Regions from separate parts of the Mus musculus genome. Here region 1 is linked to region 2. The links are chromatin loops, found by intact Hi-C in ENCODE. Cell type or tissue: left cerebral cortex. All regions are shown on one strand.

The links. Peaks named below come from ENCODE experiments on the same cell type or tissue, not always from the same donor. Only the 100,000 strongest peaks of a DNase experiment are listed, where the experiment ranks them.
Region 1: it touches region 2 in a loop (3-fold over the local background); 4 of 42 quality-filtered maps call a loop at or near these places.

The regions. Positions count from the first base shown.
Region 1 is chr3:153,483,712-153,486,211 of GRCm38, reverse strand. All of the region lies in intron 2 of St6galnac3 (ST6 (alpha-N-acetyl-neuraminyl-2,3-beta-galactosyl-1,3)-N-acetylgalactosaminide alpha-2,6-sialyltransferase 3), which reads left to right. Among named protein-coding and RNA genes, the nearest start is that of Gm46831, 24 kb to the left of the region's middle. In left cerebral cortex, no CTCF peak of the experiment used is centred here; a DNase peak (open chromatin) is centred at 1,268; H3K27ac peaks cover 1,247 bases.
Region 2 is chr3:153,394,436-153,396,935 of GRCm38, reverse strand. All of the region lies in intron 3 of St6galnac3 (ST6 (alpha-N-acetyl-neuraminyl-2,3-beta-galactosyl-1,3)-N-acetylgalactosaminide alpha-2,6-sialyltransferase 3), which reads left to right. Among named protein-coding and RNA genes, the nearest start is that of 1700012D16Rik, 97 kb to the right of the region's middle. In left cerebral cortex, no CTCF peak of the experiment used is centred here; DNase peaks (open chromatin) are centred at 53 and 1,368.

The DNA.
Region 1 (2,500 bases), 89 kb before region 2:
TACATGGAACTAAGCGTTTCTCCTCCTTAGGCTGCTCCTGTAAAGAAAGACTTGATCCAGTATAAAGTCAGCTCAGTTACTCATCAACAACCATCTACGATAAGCGAGTGTCTCCTGCGTGTCTATCTGAGGCACTTGGGGTAGGGTGTGAGCAACACGGGACAGGTTCCTCTTCTAATCCAGTGTCAGGAGATTGATAACTCCCAGAAGACAGACACTCGTGATCCATAGAGATGCACATGGAGGCTGGAGCCACTGCATTCAGAGATTCTGCACTTAGGGATGGGAAGGGATGGAGAAGCCATGCAGATAGAGTGTTCTCACAAGACACTGCAGGATCACGTGATCTCATCAGGGAGGAAGCACAGGGTCAGAGAACAGCCAGGGGTGCTTATGTTGATGGGCACCTTGCAGTGAACTTCAAAGCATGACACAAATATTAGTCACTGTGGCTGTGTTCCCTCTGTGCATCTGTGAGCTATGAGATCTTACTTTTGTATATGCTGAATGGGGAGAAAACAGCTATTGTCCAAAGATTCCAAGATATGCAAGCCCAAGTTGAGTATTTTCTTAGAATGTATGGGTCTGTGTGTCACAGTGACGGGACATCATTGTCTCTGTGGTCTACGAGGGATCTCCACAATACGAGTGGGGTTGTGTGGCCTCTTTCGTAGTAAAGAGAACATTCTGGGGTGGTAAAGTCAAGGGCATTGAGAAAGGGCACACAGCTGTGCTAGGGGAGAAGTCACCAAGTGATTAGACAACCTTGGCCCCTGCTTTGCAGGTGGAATGGGTGGGGCGGGCAGGTGCATTGGTTCTGCAGCCTTGTAAACAAGTAGTTCCCTGGTGGAGCCAGGCTCTGCCAGAGGAAGCAGTGAGGATATCTGGAGTCTAATCTGGGCGCTGTCTTTCTAAGGCACAGGAGGAAACGGGCAGTTTCTAATTAAGGATGCTGAAGTGCTGCCCCTGGTAAGGTCACAGGTGAAGTGTGTCTCAGCTTTCTCTATGCTGAAGAGTCTGTGTGCAAGCAATACACATTTTTATTCTTACTAATTCAGGCTATCCTTTTAGATTATACACCCCAAATGAGTTCCTCCAGATTCTCTGTAGTTCCTGTGATAAATGACGCCTCAGAATGTTGCAAGCAGAGCAGCCTTCCCTCTCCTGCCTAGTGACAGAAGCGAAGTGGGCATCTCCAGCCACGCGCCTTCCTCACACCTCCCTCATGGCTGCTGCCTCTCAGCATGGAGCATCTATAAAGGGAAAGTGAAGGGTTGCTAAGCAGGATGGGAAACTCCCAATGTAGAGATGTGGGAAAAAAATAAAAAGGGTCAAATCAGTATGTGTTATGAGTTGCACAGAAGCCCGAATCCTAGAAAGCTCCGGAAAGTAGTCCAAGCCAGAAATAACCAGGCATGCAGCCAGGATGGAGAGCAGGAGGCAGTCTTTCGATCCCTGCTGTGTGTGCCACTGTCCTGTCCTCAAGGTCAGAAATCTCTGTCCCATTTCCTTCCAATCCAGATCTGTAGCAAAAGCCTGTGGAGTACAAAGAGGAGAGACAGTCCATACGAGTGATCCTATCTCCCAAGCCCTTTGAGAGTTTTTGCATTTTATTTGCTTAAAATACTGAAAGTGTGCCAGTGCCTTGAAATAGTATGGTTCCCTGGCATTCTGCCATAAAGGTGATCATGAAAAGTGGTTTAAGGCATCTGTGAGAATTGACTTTATGAGGTACACTCTCTCATTCATCTAACCATCTGTCCATCTATCATCCTTTCATCTATTCCTACATCCACCCATTCATCCATGCACCCACCTATCCAATCCATCCATCCATCCATCCATCCATCCATCCATCCATCCATCCGAGGTATGGTAGCCACTAGATGCCAGACACTGAGCTAGGAGCCAAGCTAGGGGACAAGACCTGTATTGAGCCTCCTGGAACTCGTTGATGTAATAGAAGCCAGTAAACATGTGAGTGAATCACACACAAGTGGTGAAGTGTTGTAGAGGATGCTGACATGGTGTTATGGTAGAGAAGCACATACAAGTTGCAGAAAGGTCTGGTTTGGAATCATGTTGCTTATGGAGAAGCCCTCCACCATCACGTTTCTGAATGTGCATTTCCTGTCTCCTCCCCTCCCTGCCTGTATCCACATCCTTTGTGCCCGAATCATTACTCTACGCCCTGAGTTGTTGCTGACACCTGACACAGGTTTTCATTTACTTGGCCATCTGCCTTAGTCCATTTGTGTCTCTATCATGAGATATCTGAGGATGCCAGCAAACCGTGACGTTTACTCTGCTCACCATTCTGATGGCTGTGGGGTCTGATCAGCACAATGCAGACACCTAGAATGACATGCCAGAGGAGGACAAAGGATGTCTGCTGAGGGCAGAATGGCCATGCTTGTGGAACATGTCTGCTTCACATGACCACAAGCCTTGCCCCCTCTGCACTCCCTCCTCTCTTCCTAACACTCTCCCTGCCATGGGG
Region 2 (2,500 bases):
TTCATGCCTTCTGCAGATGTCTCCCGAGCACATATTCCCTGGGTGATAAGTAGGTGTCAGACATTGTCCAGATGCAGAGGCGCTGTTGATGTTTGAGACACGTTCTCTGGCTGAGGCTCTGGCATGTGTAGGCAGGTTCTCTACATCCGGTCTCACCTCCTTGTTTTTAATATTTATAAATAACACTCATCAGGATGTCAGTAGGTAGGAAGTGAAAGTAGCTGAGAAACCTGGCCAAGACGAAGCAAATCCCAGCGTGAGTTAAAAAGATGCTGCCCCCAAGGATATGCAGTGAGCCGAGATGGATTCTCGAGGCAAAAAAAAAAAAAAAAAAAAAAAAAAGAAGTCTTATGCTGAAGTCTAGGCTCTACCTCACAGATGGGCAATCCATGGGCTAGAGATTGCATCTGAATTCCCTACAGACCCGTTAGGAAATCAAGACCATGTACTTCTAAAGCCCGGCGTCTGCCCAGAATATGAACTCATAAATATGTTAGCTTAAGTAAAGCTTATGATAATGCACATGAATCATGTTCCTACTTTGAAAAGCACAGACCCCATAATTCAATACTTCTGGGACATCTCCAGATAGCTGCAGGAGTTTTCTCCTTCATTTATTCTCTTAGGCCTTGACTCAGATGACACCTTGTCAGAGAGCCCTTCCCTGGCAACACCCCCTACCACCCCTCTCTGACCTGGGCATCAAACTCCATTTTCCAGATGTCATTTACTACTGTGTGACAAGTTGCAATTTCCACTTACTCTATGAGAGACTTAGGCAAGGGCGGATGGACTCGACGCTCTATCCTGTCCTTCAGAGTGAACCTAACACACAGCATCACCCAGTCCTTGAGGGGAGTGATGTGGCTTTGAGGGATGGTAGCTCATTAACACTAGAAGCAGTGTTAGCCAGGCTCTCTTAGGATTAGATCTCTCATGCCCTGACCTAACCTAGTCCCTGAGATTCTTCGGGCTGAGGGGCATGCAATGCAGTATGCCTTGGTGTGACTTTTCCAAAGTGAACTTTATGCTTTGAATGGTGTGATTTGTGAGAAATGATGTATTTGCTAGTTAGCATTTAATTTGTTTTTCTGTTTTCCTAAATCTAAGACAAATACAATTTCCATCAGAAATTCTGGTAACTAGGGAGCCCATATTGAAACAATATAGTTCTGCTCAAAAGCCTGGAAGGCAAATGTTTCAGTCAGGTTCTGTATTGAGGGGGAAAAATTAAACTATCCCTGCTCAACTTTCTGAGATTTCATATATAGCTCAAGAATCTCCACAAACAAGTCTAGTGGGCGAAGAGAAAGGGGGGGAGGAGATGGGGAGCTAAAAATGAGTCCAGCGCATTTATTTTACAGGCAAGAAAAGCTAAGATCAAAACAAATGTAGTGACTCTGCCAGAAGTCCATGCATTTCTGTGGGGCTTTGCTCCAGGAACCTCTGCCAGGCTGGTATACTGCTCGCTGGCTGCTGTGCCTCCCCCACTCTGGACACCCACGGCAGTGTGGTCCACTGCTTCCTTGTGAAGGATCTCCTATGGCCTTTTAGCCCGAAGAGTCTCAAGGACTAGAACCTGGGGCTCTGATTTTGTCCATTCTGTGGCATGCCATATATATATATATATATATATATATATATATATATATATATATATATATATATATACACACACACACACATATCCATTTGAGTATGTTGTTCTGGAAACAGAAAAAAAGAGAGGATTTAAATCATATTATCAAATAATTCTAGACCATACCTTCTGAGCGCTTGGAACAGTGTCTTTCCTCAGGGAAGGACACTGGTCACGTAGATGAGGGTGGGGTTTGGGGGGGGGGCACTTGTTAGATTTTTATCAGCTTGACAGAAGCTGGGTCATCTGGGAAGTGGGAACCTCACATAAGGAATTGCTTCTATCTGATTGGCCTGTGGGGGTGTTTATTTAATAGTTGATAGGGGACCAGCCGGTTCTCAGCAGGTGGTCTTGGATGGTGTAAGCAAGCAGTCTGAGTAGGCTATGGAGAGTAAGCCCTAAGCAGTGTACCACTGTGGCTTCTATCTCTGCTTCTGCTTGAGGTCCTACCTTGGCTTTCCTCAATGACAGTTACGTACGTATGTGTGTGTGTGTGTGTGTGTGTGTGTGTGTGTGTGTGTGTGTGTGTGTGTGTGCTCATGCCAAATGAACACCTTTTTTCCCAAGTTGCTTTTGCTCAAGATAAGAAAGTAAACTAGGGCATAATAGACACAAAGGCACATAAGATAAGCCCCTTTGAAAGCTGGAATTTAAATCTTTGCAGTTTGAAGTTCCCTCCAGAAACCATACCCGCCTGTGGGACTTTCAATGAGAAGAGTCGCCAGAGGCTTCTGTATCTCAGCACTTAAGTCTCCAGTTAGCGACACTGTACAGATGTGACTGGGCCTTCAGAAGGCACAGATGTCCTGAGGACAGACAGGCCTTGAGAGCTTACACCCTCTTCCTACTTCCTGTACTCTG